2 separate regions of the Homo sapiens genome follow, and region 1 is linked to region 2. The links are chromatin loops, found by intact Hi-C in ENCODE. Cell type or tissue: breast epithelium. All regions are shown on one strand. Links, peaks and the distances in the headings refer to the core of each region. The heading gives the core; the rest is flanking DNA.

Region 1 (7,931 bases), core at 1,396-6,395, 110 kb after region 2:
TTTCTAAATTTTCATGGACTCATAAAACCATGTATTTAACCTGCCCTAGAGGATTGCCAATGCCCTTTGGGGTTCTAAACTCTGTGAGTTCCTGGGGTTGGGCCAGGAACCAAGTGTCTTGCCCTCAGGGCTGAGGTTTTTCACAGTGGGGCCTGCTGCCTCCTTTATTTTGATTATAACTCGGAATTATTTTCTCCCCCAGCATTTTACTATGAAAATTTTCGGCCAGGCTCAGTGGCTCATGCCAGTAATCCCAGCACTTTGGGAGACCGAGGTGGGCGAATCACCTGAGGTCAGGAGCTCGAGACCAGCTTGGCCGATGTGGTGAAACCTCGTCACTACTTAAAATACAAAAATTAGCCAGACTTGGTGGTACACACCTGTAATCCCAGCTACTCGAGAGGCTGAGGCAGGAGAATCGCTTGAACCCGGGAGGCAGAGGTTGCAGTGAGCCGAGATCGCGCCATTGCACTCCAGCCTGGGGGCCAAGAGGGAGACTTTGTCTTGTTAAAGAAAAAACAAAAAAAGAAAAAAAAATTTTCAAATGTGCAGAAAAGTTGAAACCAGTGTAGACTTAACACCCATATGACTGCCATCTAGATTCTGTAATTCACATTTTGTTAGATTTGCTTTATCATTTATCTGTGTGTGTACCCATTTCTGTGTCCATCCATCAGTCCATTCTTGAGTTATCTCTAAGCTTGTTTTTCCTTTAGTGCAGTGGCCTTAATTTATGCTTTTAAGTTCTTTTCCATAGAAAAATAAAAAAATAAGTTTGAGTGACTTTGACATCCTCAGTTGAGAAAAACAGCAGCAATTGGGTCCTTGTGCATGGAAGGGGCCACCTCAGACTTCAGTTTTATAACATTGGCCCCTGCAAATGCTCACTCAGTTGATAAGCTTCCCATAACTTAGCATCCACATAGTTGAGCTTCACATGGGGTCAAACTGGAAAGTATCTCTTTGCTATGCTCCCATTTAATTAAATTAGGAAATCTGCCTAAAACTTGAATCACTCCTCTTTTCAGCTGGTGGCCAGGCAGGAATGCTCCCTGAAGAGTACTCTTTCAATAGACTTCAGAATGTGTTACCTGAAAAGTGCTCATGATGAATCAAGACATCACTGTGTTTTCCATACTTCTGAAGTAGAGATTGTCCACTAACAGCTTAGGGAAAGCAGAGTACCCGCTCAGCTGCTCTTTTTCTGGTGTGGTCAGACCAGCTGGGTCCTCTGAAACATGAATCCATAGTGCTTCCTTTGTTATACTATTTCTGACTCAGTTTTCTCTAAACGGCTGTAAAATTTAACTGCCTAGCTGTATTTTCTTTCTGTGGACTTTATGCTCTCATATTTAGGAGAAAGAATAAGAGAACACCAACTTACATCTCTGTAGCTCTGGATGATTATTAAGGCCCTGGTCTAATGCTTAAAGGTAAGCATCTGTTATCTATATTCAATAAAAGAGGAAAATGAACCCCAGAGAGAAATCAAGTTACTTTAGAATCGCAGGCTGTCCCATGACCCTGGTGACCATCACTGAATTATTAAACCTGACCATTCATTGTGTGAAATTATTAAAAAAAAAAAGACATCCTATCCCCATAAACAAAATGCCACATAAGGGAATTAAATGCATTTTATTAACTCAAAGGAAACTAATTTTCAAGAGGCTTTACATGGAATAAAGGCATGTTGGCACATCAAGTTTTGTATAAAAGGATACATTTAACAGTACTTTAAAATAGTTCTATTGAGTATAGTAGTCTCTTAAAATTATACTTCCTTACTATATGTGCGTTCCTAAGTATAACAGTCCAAACCTTGTCAAAATTACTATATTTTTGGACTACAACTGCTATTTTAAAATATTTTAATGTTTTTGGAAAGCCTGTATGTCTTAAAAACCAATCTGTACATTTTATGTAGTGATGTTTCTTTTTTCTAAAGTTAATAAATACAGCATGTGTTTTAACATCAGTAGCTACTTAGAAGTAAGGAAATGTACTTAGGAATTCTGAATAATGGGGCTTAAATCGTAAGTGAGGTTTTATGTGAGTCCCCTGTAAAATTTAATTTGGGAGATTTTTTTACCTAAGTTTTACTTAAGCAGAGTCAAGTTTTTTGTTTGCTTGTTTGTCTTAGAGATGGCGTCTCACTGTGTTGCCCTGGCTGGAGTGCAATAGCTGTTCACAGGCACAATCATATCACCCTATGGGCTCAAGTGATCTTCCCACCTGAACCTCCCAGGCAGCAGGGAATTGTGAGTGGGCACCACCACACTTGCTTCAGAGTCAAGTTTTAATGGGAATCTTTCAAGTTAGTGAACTTTGGGGCCAAAAAGTGTGACAGCATTCAGTGTAGCATTTATACCTTTGTCTTTGGCAGCATGGTCTCTTGCGGTGGCCATCTTGAGTGTGTGCATCTACATTGCTGGCTTGCACAAGCCAGGCCTAATGGAGCCTTGCTGGATGCATGGTGTAATTAATCATCCCAGGGATGTGGGCAGACAGATCAATTACTTGCCCAGCTGAGAGGACCAAAGTGGCTTGTGTGCTCTACTGTACTTTCAGGGAGTTGATAAATAGACATTTAAGCTATTAAAAAATGGTGCATCTTTACCCTGTGATCTTTTTTGTATAAGTATAGGAAGGAAAAAAATCTTGTGATAAATTGATTTTTTTTAAAATGAAAATATGAACGGGCGTGGTGGCTCATGCCTGTAATCCTAGGACTTTGGGAGGCCGAGGCGGGCGGGTGGATCACCTGAGATCAGGAGTTTGAGACCAGCCTGGCCAACATGGCAAAACCCCATCTCTACTAAAAATACAAAAACTAGCTGGGTGTGGTAGCAGGTGCCTGTAATCCCAGCTACTTGGGAGGCTGAGGCAGGAGAATTGCTTGAACCCGGGAAGTGGAGGTTGCAGTGAATCAGGATCACTCTACTCCACTCCAGCCTGGGCGACAGAGTGAGACTCTGTCTCAATACATAAATAAATAAATAAATTAATTAATTACATAAAAATGCTATAGATTATTGAGTTTCTATATTTAAGTGGTCTGCTATGGTGTACTAATAGTCATTATATGCCTTTTTGAAAAGGTGAATGTTGACAAATTATGTTACACGCAGTCAGTAAAAATAAAAGATGGAGTGTAAATGTTCAGTAGGAAGCAAATTGTAAGGTACAGTGACTATGAATAGCCTATAAGAGGGTGCCAGTGAAAGCAGGAATGGGAAACCAAACTGACATTAATAAAGAAGGGACTATTAAGAATTTTTTCTTTCTTTTTTTTTTTTTTGATGCCGGGTGCCATGGCTCATGCCTATAATCCCAGCACTTTGGGAGGCCAATGCAGGTGGATCACTTGAGATTAGGAGTTCAAGACCAGCCTGAGCAACATAGCAAGACCCAGTCTCCACAAAAAAAAAAAAAAAAACCTCATTCAGGTGCACCTGTGGTACCAGCTACTTGGGAGGCTGAGGTGGGAGGATCACCTGAACTAGGCAGGTCAAGGCTGCAGTGAGCTGTGATCACACTACCACACTCCAGCTTGGGTGACAGAGTGAGACCCTGTCTCAACAACAAAAAAAAGCAATTTTAAAAAGAGGATTTTTTGTAACATAAAAGAGGAAATAGCTATAATATTTTGTTGTAAATAAGTAACCGAGGAGGATGGACTCTAAAAGATACATTTGGGACAAACAGTAATTTTATCAGCCTTTTAGGACAGTGTTTCCCCATAAGGTATGGTTTGGAGTGGAGCCAAAGAGTGCGATTAGATGCCCTCTTGGCAATTCTCCCTGTGATTATTAACAATGAGGCTATGCCACAGAGGACCATGCTGCTCTGTTGTTAGAACCAGGTGTCCAGAACTGGGCTGGTGACTCAGTGCAGCAGCAAATGGGAAGAAGAGAAGAATTGGCAACTCTGACTACAGCAGCTGGTGTTTATTTATGTATTTTTTTTTAATCTTGGTGTTCAGCTGGGAATCACATGGGCCCCATACTTGAAGCCCTGCCTGTCCTCTTCTCCCCATTCCCCTGTCATCAGTTTAGTGCTGACAGAGACTACCTGGCCACGCTGCCCTTTTGCCCCTTGCACACCACCTGAAGCCTTGCCACCTGCCTTGCCATCCTCAGAGGGACCACCAGATGTGATTTGTATCTGGTTCTGGGCTCCATGAGGACTTGTGCTGTAAATTCCTCAAGTCCTGGTTCCCAACCTTCTCAACATCATGAGCCCTTTTATTATTTCATTTTCTTGGATGAATTCCTTGTGAAAAATTTTGTCCAGCAAGCTGTATTAAATAAGCATTAAATTACTTCTATTAAAAAAAATTAACCAGATACATCATATCTCCTAATCATGAAGGTGTAGTGAAAATCATATTGAACTGATAACATTTCAGCCAAAAGCAAAGGATTAACCTTTGTTAACCTTGAGTACTTCTTGCCCACAATGTTAGTCATTAGCTTCTCCCCCAGCCCCCACCCCGCAACATTTAAAACAGGTTAGATCTCCTATTTCTACCTTTCCAGGTCTTCAAGGAGCCTGGACCACAGGCTAGGACTCTCTGCTCACAGGTTTGGATTTTTTATCACCTGAGTTACCAACAAACTATACTCAGATGAGTGTCAAGATCATTTTGTTTGGGTTTCAGAAGTGTAGCACCTTCCTCAGGAACACTATTTTAACGTCCCTGATGTCCTCTTTCTTGTTGAAAAACAGTCTTTTAATAGTTTTATTTTCTTGCTTTCCAAAGTGCTACAAGTTGCCCGAGAGGCACAATGCATGTCAGCTGCAAGTTTAATTAAACTCATGCTGAGACTATTATTTTTCTAGCAGAGTTTGACCCTTTGGCAAAAGTTTCTCTTGTAAAAATTTCTATCTCCACTGACTGTGGATGAGAAGAACTTCAAATTATCTTTAGATGTTTACTAACCTGTCAAAGTGGAGGAAGGCATTGGTTAGTCAGGAACTTAGAACATAAACTATCCATATATTCTATCACCTGTAATTAGCTTCGATTGATAATTTGTGTGCACCTATTAGTACATATCTATTTTCCAACTGCGATAATTCTACATACTGATGAGTTTTTTCACTTCAAATGGAGTCACTGTCTTCCCATGTAAACAAATATTTTACTCTATCATTTTTAATAGCTGCATTGTATTCTATTTATGGTTGTAACACACATTTTTTTTCCTTGATGTTAGCCAAGTTTTTACTATTGAAAGCAGTCCTGGGATGAACCTCCTTGTAGGTAAATCTTTGCTAAGCTATAATTTGAAAAGTGACATTTTTCTGGGAAAAATACTCAAAATGGACTTTCCTAATATTTCTTGTGACATTATTTAATAGTTAGAAAAGATCAATGTTTAGATTGAAAATTGTTTTGGGAAGTGTTAGCTATATACTTTAATGTACTTTACCAAAGTAGTGTTTTGGTGAGCTGGACATACTGATTAAAAAGCATTATTGCTTCACCTTAATATTTAGGTTTCAATTGCCCCTATTTTGGTACCATCATGCATTTACTGTATGCTTCACATGTCTTAAGAGGCAAAAGATACAGAGGTTTTAACCTTGGGAGGCTCACACTCTTCTTGGGAAAATAAGTTAATGAAAAATTGAGAACCCATGCACAGCATGACAGAGGAGTAGCATGGTGCTGGGGTGGCACCATGATCAATAACTTGAAGGGGCAGCTTGAGGTAGTCTTGGCTCTTTCCCTAGCCAGTCTGTGGCTTCAGCAAGCAGCCTCACTTTTTAAATCCTCAGTTTGCATATTCATAAAGTTAGGTCATCGACTTAGCCCTTCCCAGCTGTACAGTGCTGTGGGAGTAAGTGTCATAAGAGAAGTTGGGTACTTCTTAATTTCTACTGACTTTTCAGTGGGATATTTGTATACATTACAAATTAACATTTTTTCATCTGCCTTGTCTGCTTTATCTTAAAATCTCTGAATATGCATTTTAACAAAAAGTGGAAGTGAATTGAAAATCTAGTTACATTTGATTTTATGAAACAAATGTCTAAATCTAACAGCACGAAAAACCAAGTATGGTGTAGTGGAAACTAATCCCCTTGCTTAGAGGACAGTATCCTGCTCTCCCCACCCTTTACAGCATGAAGAATGAGCACCAAGCACAGGTTATAATATCGTCTCCAGAAAAAAAAATCAAAAAATAAAAATAAACTTCAGTAGCCTATCCTGAATTAAAAGAGACTAAATGTTTAGGCTTTTCTCCCCTAATTCTTTTAAAGTAATGTGATATGTTACTATATTGTCCAGAAAGGATGATTTGAAATATTTGCCTGGAAGGGGGATATGCTTCAAAATCTTATCAGTGAAGCAAACAAAATCATGGTGGTGATGACAAGCTTTTCCTTCCACTTTGGAATGTCCATTTTGAGACATGGTTCTGTTACAGCCAAATTATAATTTGTAAGGTATGTAGATATCTAATTAGGGTCGACTAAAAGTTGAAAAAATGTAAAATTGAAAGCTCTTACTGACCCTTCCAGGAAAAAAAGAAATGAAGATCACAACTAGATCTGATTTCAGCCTTTTCATTTAGCCCCAAGTTGTCTGTAGGTGGGTGACCTGAGGACATCTACATGGCTGTCAGAATTGTGCTGCCACTTGGCACAGAGCTAATGTTCTCCCACTTTGGCCGTTAAATTGCCGCAGAAAGCAGCTGCACTTGATGTAATTTTAATCAATACTTTGTACTTATACGTGGCCCTGCAGCCACGTGTCACTGTACTGCTCTCAGCATCTCTGACCTGAGTAAAGGACGCAGAGGCTTGCTTGAGGTTTGGTTTTGAAAATTCACATAAGTCAAATTATATTTTAAAAGCACCAGGAAGCTTGCTTTGTGACCTATGTCAGTGCAAGACATTTTCATAATGTTCAGAATGGTACTGTTAATCAGTATTGGTTCTTTGTAAGTTGAACTTTCACATGCTACCTTTTTTTTTTTTTTTTAAGTAGAGGGTAACTAGTGGTCTGTTCATTTCAGATGTTAAGCGACCGACAGCTAGCATCAATAGCTCCTTGAAGGTCATCAGGGTTAAGTGGCTAAGGATGAATGACTGGGACTCTGCCTACATCAGCTTCCTCCCTAATGTGCTTTTGAATATTCTTCAAGGATTGATTTATTACTTTTCAGTAACTCCATTTATACCAGAACTGCTTCAGCATCCATTTCTATAGTAGAGTTCTTCTGATTTAAGTACAATTCATTTAAAACAGTATGCTCAAGTAATTTTTTTGTCACCAAAAAAAAAAATACTCTTGGTGTTTGCACTTAAGTACATATCTTTTCCTGAGATATATTTATTTTTACTATATCTCAAAGCAGTGATTTACCTCATCAGTAAAGCCAGTTTTGCAGCTCTGTTAGGAATCTAAATAGTTTATTCTATTCAGTAAATATCATTGGTTAGGTACTTATAGACTTAAAGATGAACCATCTCTACCTAACATTCACACTTTTCAGACTATATTATGAGACAGATACCAAAACAGAAGATGTTTAGATTGTGTTATGTTATTAAATGGTTTGATAGTTAAGATTGTTTATTAAAGAAGATGATGTATGATCAACAATGCCCATATTTAGCAAGCCATATTAGTTACAAGTAAAACTTAAGACTATTTCAGCTCGGTTGACAGAAAACCATTCAGTTAACTCAGTTTTCAGTCAGCTAACATTTATTAAACCTCCTCATGGAGTGTAAGGAAGGCTCTGAAGGTTAAAAAATATATTTTCTATTTTCAAGGGGCTCACAAGTTAGCAGGGGAGACATTGTGTGTATAACTATAATATAATAAGCTACTGTGATGAAGGCATTGATCACATGTGCTGGGAACCCAGCAAATGGGCACAGGCTGGTTAATTCTAAGTTTGGAGAAAATG
Region 2 (7,931 bases), core at 1,601-6,600:
CTTTTCCCCCTTTTGCTGGGCACTTCTTGCTGCTGCCATGTGAAGAAGGATATGTATGCTTCCACAGCCATGCTGACCTGTGAGTCAATTAAACCTTTCCTTTATTAATTACCCAGTCTCAGGTATGTCTTTATTAGCAGTTTGAGAATGGACTAATACACCAGGTCAGGTCAAACTTATCCCACACACAGACAACCCAAATCACATGTTCAACTTATGGGCATTCTATTATCCCTGCTGATGAAGAGCAAATGGCCTGCAATAGGTGAGAGGAATAATTAGTCACCATCCCCAAAATACACACCAAGGACATTTTTAAAGGTAGTTTATATTGTGGACAAATCTTGTGCAATTGTATTACTGTATCATTACATATTATTTCTATAATAAACCACTTTTTAAAAGATGCTAAATAAAAAAAAGTTAGGCATCTTTTTGTTCCTGGATAAGAACAGAAGATTTTTGGTAATTCTAAATCCCCTTATTAACAAGGTAATTTTTATTAGCATATATTACTGTTGGCTTAGGGAAAATTGTGGGTTTTTAAAGTGATACAAAACAATTATCCTTTTCAACAGAACTACGGATAAAGATCAAGCTAAAGGTGAAGTGAGAAAATGAGAATATCAGTTTTGCTAATCCTTTAAAAACATTTTTTTTCCTTCTCTGTTATTTCCCTGTGGTTCTCTCTTTTATGTTGTAACAAATCTACCGTGAAGATTGATTTAAAAGAAAGAAAGCTTTGAAAAGGTTCTTACATATTTGCAGATGTTTGATTTGTATCTTCCCTTTTAACTTTTTTTCTCCAGCCAAAAGCCTTCTTATCATAAGGGGCAGTAGTAATATGAAGAACTATGGGTAAAACTAGTATATTTATTATTATTATCTAAACCAACAAGCATTTCTCAAAACATAAGTGTTGCATTCTGTGATTAATGTTTCGGACGGATTGCTTGCCAGTACAGCATTATTTTTTCCTGTCTCCCTGAAGAGTTTACAAACAAGGTTTTTTTCCTGAGGAGCTGACAATTAAAGTTATGCAGGCATTTCTAAAATGGTGAAGTGTGTTTTTAGTATGTATTTTCTCCTTGAAGAAAGGGATGATCCTTTTGTTGTTTTGGGCTTTTTTCTCCTTGAAAAGATAGCTCCTTCTCTAGTATTCTGTAAGGGTCACTTAAGACCAAGCTGCTTCAGGTCATCTTCCACTTTCATGCAGATTTATTGGCAGTTTTGTTTGTTTGTCCAGAAGGAGATTTTGTTCTCTGCTCTAAGGCTGACTTTGAAATGGAAGCTAATCACATAAGCAAAAATAGTTAACTATACTCATTGGCTAAATCCAATACGTTGTTTAGTCAGGCTGAGCGGTAGTGAAGTGAACAATCAAGGGAAGACATACTCAAGAGGTATTGCTTGCCTGCTTGCGTGCGTGCGTGCGTGTGTGTTTGTGTGTGTGTGCACGCGCGTGGGTGTGTGTCTGAGAAACAGACTCTTAGAACAATTGCAAAATGCAGAACAAAGCTTAAGATACAGAATTTTGGCGATGGCAATAAAGAGTGGATCTATACAATTAAAATATGCCAAATTATGTCAGCGCAGTAATGCAATTTGAACACTCACTTGGAAAATTTGGCAGTTTCTTAAATGTTACACATATACCACCATTGAATTCAGCCATTCCACTCTTTTCTCTGTCATTCTCATTTTATAGTAAAAACCTCTGGCTTCTGGGAATTACTATGAAAAATACCTGCAGTGACAACAGTTATTTTGAAATGCAAAAATTTCAGGCATGCATATAATCTCCAAAACCTTCTAAGTTTATTTCTTAATATTTTGCAGTGAGGGCTGATGTTCAAAATTAGGTACTACAGAATACTAAAAATCTCCTAAAGGTTCAATGTGAAAACTGAGTAATTGGTTTTTATTTCCTATTTTGTAAAGAGACTAAGGATCAGAGCAGCTTCCCACCTGAAGTCACATGACTGGTAAATTGTGGGCACAGGATTTAAATTAAAGTCTGTGTGACTCAAACTTGTGTTCTCTGCAACCGTTTAGGTATACTATACATGTTAAAAAATAAAAAGAAACTGCTATATCTCAGAAAAGTTTTAAGCTACATGGCTACACACAAAATAAATTCTTTCCTGGCAATCAGAAAATTTAACTCATCATGTTATCATAGTTACAAAGGGTCCTGTTTAGCAATTATGGTACATAGCCCACAGAGAAACCACATTTTCAATAATGAATGGGGCTATAATTTGGAATCAGAACACCTTATCAACAAGAGATGTCTGAAGAGGGAAACATAAACTAAGCCTCCCAAAGCACCTATAGTAGATATAACTGAGAAAGAGATAGAACCAGAATTTTTTTGTAATTTTTCTCAAAAGATTAATCATAACATTAAAAGTCTCTCAAGCACCTACGTGTGCCTGAAATCATGTTAAATTATGTACATGGAGGATCTTGTTAAATCCTCACTTGAATCTTACGCATGAAGAACACTCTTCCATTTTACATTAAGACTCCATTTTACAAATGGGGAAACTGGAACTTAATAGTTGAATCTCACCTGTTGGGACTCAGCAAGCAATATCCCAAAACATGGCACCTTGGCGTGCAGAGTACTTTGAACTGAAGGACATTAGAAGGACCTCGGAAGCAGTTTCTCTTGCCCTCCTATCACCCACCCCTTTTTCTCCCCTGATGTGAGTCACAGAATGCAGAATTCCTCTTCCACATGGTGTATCATAGAAACTAGAACCTCTCTCTCCCAAAGCAAGCCATTAAACCTAGAAAGGTCACTCTCTCCCCTATCTCTTCTCTTTTGAAGACCCTTATGCCATGGGGGTCCTGTCCCATACCTGGGAGGGAAGAATGTTATACAGAGGCCCAGAAGAATCTGAACAGACAGGCCTTGCTGGGTTTCCTCGTTCAGCTATGATCTATTAGATCATACCTTTTTGTCCAATCACATTTCTACATGGCTGCCCATTCTTCATCAAACCAAAACATAAAAATAAATAATTTTTCCTCCGAGTCTTTGGGTCTTTATTTCTGAAGCCTCCTGTGTTACATAAAACTTTGATTAAATAAATCTGTTATGCTTTTCTCTTGCTAACCAGTCTTTCATTATAAAAGTGTCAGCTGTGGACGTGGACCCTTACGATGGGTGAGAAAAGGTATCATACCTTTCTGCCCCTACACACCCAAAGTCATGTACTGGTACATAGCGGGCCAGGGTTTGACTTCAGAGTCTTCTCTCAATGAAAAATGCACCACAGGAATTTAGCTGCAACATGGTCAACTAATAACATTTTCCTTCACATAAGATCATTATTTTCACAGTGAGACTTCTTGTTACTAAACTGTAGCACCAAGGTGCATGCTAAAAATGAAATAAAAATGTTTGTTTCATGAATAGCTGTGCCCATCTACCTTTTTTCCCCCAACTGAAATTGGAGTATTGGTGCATTTTTTGCATAAATGGAAGCTGGCAAACAGGGCTTGGTTTTGAGAAAAAATACAGGTCAGACATAGGCTATTCAGTAATTGAAAGAGAAGAGATTGTAGATACCGCAACCAGAAACTTTTCAAAGAAAGCCGAGTACCTCAGTTATTTCCATATAAAACACACAGGAGTTGAGATTCAATAGATTTTATTCATCTGTGGAGAAAATGAATGCAGCTTCCACCAGCTGATAAAAATATGAGTGAGGGAGGAGGGGCCCCTGTGCATCTCCCAGGCAGAAAATAGGTCTGTAACTTGCTTTGTGTTTGAGGTCTTCCCATGTTATGCAGTATGTCTAGCAAATGATGTCACTGGCTTCCAGAGCAAAAGCAACCAAGGGCCCTAGTAGAGTTGCATGGCATGGATGGGTCATTTGTGTCCTCTGAATTTGCATAACTGAAGTGCAGGCCAAATTCTCAGCTTGGTATTCATTTTGCTGGGTAAGTAGGGCCCAGCTGACAAATAGAGTTTGGAAGCTTCCAAGTTACTAAGGCAAAACACTGGGGCAAGAAGCCACATAACACAGGGCTTATGTGAGCTCAAGTCCCTACCATTATGGATTTGTATCCCAGCTCCCTCTCTTTGAGGATGTTAATGTTGAAAAGGTCTTTTTGTTGTTCTTCTTCTTTAAATGAAGGTTGGATGTATTAAAATATGTAAAGCAATCAGAATATTAGACAATTCATTTTAGCTTCACATACACCCATGCATGTATGTACACACATTCCAGCCCAATCCATTTAAACATTCTTACTGTCCTTCCAGATTTTCAAAAAAGGAGTAAGCCTTATATGACAGGCCCTGTGTAAGAGCTTAACTTGCTTACCCCTAACTCTCAACTAATCCTAACAGCCACAGTTCCCCATTCTGCCCTCTCTCCAGGGCTGCCTCGTACGATTTTATTTAGAAATAATGCAAAAAATATGGTATTTCTCCAGCTTAGAGTCTTTCTTTTTCTTACCATGTCCCTAGACATGGAGTGTTTATTATAGTTTGGTACCTCTAACTTTCTGGGCATATTTGTTTATTAGAGCTGGTATTTATTAAGCACTTGCTATATGCTAGGTGCTGTGTTAAGTACTCTAAATAAATTCATAATATGAGTAGTATTATGTCCATTTTACCTATGGAGAAATCAAGATCCAAATTAAGAAACCTATCAAGGGTCACAGATCTGGAAAATGGTAGAGGGTGAGCTCAAGTTTATGCTGGCATGGCTCCAAATCCTGTACTCATCCTTATAAACCATATTCCAGGTAGCTTTGTTTTGTTCACTGGCAAAAGATTGAAGTCTCAACCCAAGCCAACAATCTTGTAAATACAATCTATGGTTCACATGGAAAATAAGTAAATAAATGTGTGTGTGAATGTGTCTTAGTCCATTCTGTGTTGCCATAATAGAATACCACAGACTGAGTAATTTATAAAGAAAAGTAATTTATTTCTCACAGTTCTGGAGGCTGAGAAGTTCAAGGTCAAAGCACCTGCATCTGGCAAGGGCCTTCTTGCTGAGTCATAACATGATGGAAGGCTTCACATGGTGAAAGAGCATGAGAGAGAGCAAGACAGATGGGGGTCAAACTCATTATTTTATCAGGAACCCATTCCTATGATGATTAACCCATTCCCAAGATAACAGCATTCATCCATTCATGAGAGCAGAGCCCTCATGACTTAATCACCTCTTAAGTGTCCTGCCTCTCAATACTGTTAAGTTGGGGATTAGGTTTCCAACACATGAACTGCGGGTGACACATTTAAACAATAATAATATGGATATAGCCCATGGCCACTACTGGAGAAACAATTCAAAGTCTACGTGTGTAGATCTGAGTTCTAGAGTGAGAACAGAAGCACATCCCTCTTTCTGTAAAAACGGGCCTTAGAAAGAGTGTGGATCCCCAAGGTACAGGCAAAACAAAAGCAAGCTTTGGGGCTGCCTCTTGTCCTCTCCGGACTTAGGAAGAAAGAAGAAAAAATTTAGCAGCTGGGGGTAAAGGGTTAGGTTTCTCACCCCCTGACTAATAGTACAATAGCAGTACCCACACATGGTAGAATGGGAGAAGGAGTTGCTCCAGCACCCTGTGGGTCTCCAAGGAAACTGAGAAGAACCCATCAGTCCTCATTTTGTCAGAGGAAGAGTAGCTCTTCTTTCAGCAAGTCTGAGCAGGTACAACAGCAGTCGTAGTTTCAGAATCTGTGCTCTACTGCTCCAGGCTGCCCTGGAAAGACCTCTATTATGGGGTAGCTAGTATTTCTCTGACTTTCATCAAGACCAGTTAGGTATTTAAGGTCTTGGATTCCCAGGCACAAATCACACACCTATCTTTCAAAAATATATAGTTATAAGCCAATCTCATCTTTTTATCCCAAACATATAATTGGCACTGAAATTCAAGCTGTGTCATAATCGGATTGCATCAGACAGCTTTGTAAATAGGCTTAAAAGTTTTAACTAATTTGGAGAGCAATCTAATGGCAAAGGTAAGGCAAGTAGCTTTATAGAATGGTTTCTGTTTGATGGAGCTTAAGCCATAAAGGGTATTTTTCCCAGGAACCAGGAACCCTACTAACTCCAAGCCACTTTTAGTGATAAATTAACCACCTCATCTTTGTATGTAAAGTATGACATATATCTACTTTTATTTATATTTGATTGGAACCAATGGAATCAGATATTGTCTAGCTTACTATCCACTGGCACCGTTCAGGGGTCACCTTGAAATATTTGTAGCAAGTAAAAGTTCGAGAGTGTGGGCCCAGGTATAAGAAATGCAATATTATTTCCCTTTACTTTGCTTCTATTATGCAGAAAAACAATCTGTCAATTTGTGGTTCCCAACTTCCTCCTAGGATTGTATCTAGGATTGTTACTGTATCTCTCATGTACATATAATGCAGGGTACATGGTAAGTCTTCGATAAATGGTTTCTGTAAAAGAAAAAATAAAATTGAGTTCACATCATGACAGCCTTCTTTCTCTCCTTGTCAAATAGGAAGTGGGGGAGTATTATAAGACATAGGTCATATTTACAAAAATAAGGTTAAATTAAATTTTTTTGGAAACTATTTTCAGGATTGCATAATCCCTTGAAGTGATAAGTACTCTCAGATGTCACAAAACCATGACTAGGACACGCCAATTTCATGTAAGGAAGCCCTTCTCAGTGAATGGCAAGGAATACTGGCCCAATGTGTTGAACAAACATTGCCTGATATGCAGTCACAGCTTGGCATCCCACCTCCAATCACTGCTTGGCTCCACAACAAATGTCAATAGCTTTGTTATAAGAAAGCTGAGAGCAATAAGATTTTAGACAACTATGTTCAAATATTAAACCTAAATGTATTATTTAATAGTGATACGCTAGTTTGCAGTTATCCATGCTAATAGGGAAATAGTTTGCCAAATAATTTTCAGATACAATTGAAAAAAGCCTTATTTTAGTTATCGTTATTACCTCCTTCCCTTCAAACATTTGTAAGTGCTACTAACAAGGAAAAAAATTAACAAATTTTGACTTTTACCTCCATCTCCTTCTTTTCTCCTCTGATGAAAATGTTCACAAGCAATAAAACAGATACACACTAAAAGAAAATAAGAGGCAAGAAGCAAAAAACATGAGAAGCCAGACTAGATTCCTAGGCCCAGAAAAAGGCAACACTGGCAATGATAGCAACGTGTCATAACTGGCCAATTCACTCACGGAGAAAAGAGAACATGGCACTAGAAGCTCGGTGATGCTAAAATTTTAGGAAGTAGCTGTTTTTACTCTATCCTTTATATTTTGATCCATGGAGGGCGCTGGCACTGGCGCGCTCTCTCTCTCTCTCTCTCTCTCTCTCTCTCTCTCTCTCTCCCCCCCCTTCCCTCCTTCCCTCCCTCCCTCCTCCTGAGGGTTTCTTGGTAGCTAAACTTTGCATTAATGGTTCTCCTTATTTTTCATAATAATAGCCCAGCTGAGCAGGAAAGAAAATCCAACCATAGTTGCTTTTCTAACAGTGTTGGTGGGCTCAATCTTTAACCAGCTGTTTGTGGTTCTCACGGAGCAGTGAATTAAAACAATACCTGTAGGACTTGACCCATTTCCCATTACCATTTGAGGGAAGTTTTCTACCATTTCTTCTTTTCACGAACACAGCCTCTTATATAGCCAGTTTCCCTGACCAGAAAGCATTTCTTTATGCCCTCTTAGCCCGGATTTTAATCTGTGCTGATTCTGACAAGGATTTTCACTTTACTAAATGAAACATTTCCAAAATATTCACTGAAAAGAGGAAGATAGTCTGTTAAAGGGAACTCACAAAACCACGGGACCCACGGGACAAGCCACAAGTGGCATCTTGAGCTTTCTTGGGCCCCAGGTCATTTCAGTCGCTAAGGCTGATGCATAAGATGCAGAGAGAAATACGAGCC

Evidence for each region. Hi-C counts contacts between places; a loop is a spot of excess contacts. Peaks named below come from ENCODE experiments on the same cell type or tissue, not always from the same donor. Only the 100,000 strongest peaks of a DNase experiment are listed, where the experiment ranks them.
Region 1: a loop joins it to region 2, with 4 times the contacts of the local background. A loop is called at or near these places in 1 of 110 quality-filtered maps.

What each region holds. Positions count from the first base shown.
Region 1 is chr12:62,915,994-62,923,924 of GRCh38, reverse strand. The region is part of intron 1 of PPM1H (protein phosphatase, Mg2+/Mn2+ dependent 1H); the gene reads left to right. Among named protein-coding and RNA genes, the nearest start is that of PPM1H, 15 kb to the left of the region's middle. In breast epithelium, for the core only: no CTCF peak of the experiment used is centred there; a DNase peak (open chromatin) is centred at 3,897.
Region 2 is chr12:63,021,233-63,029,163 of GRCh38, reverse strand. No RefSeq gene overlaps it. Among named protein-coding and RNA genes, the nearest start is that of PPM1H, 90 kb to the right of the region's middle. RefSeq lists an enhancer at 3,834-4,335. In breast epithelium, for the core only: no CTCF peak of the experiment used is centred there; no DNase peak of the experiment used is centred there.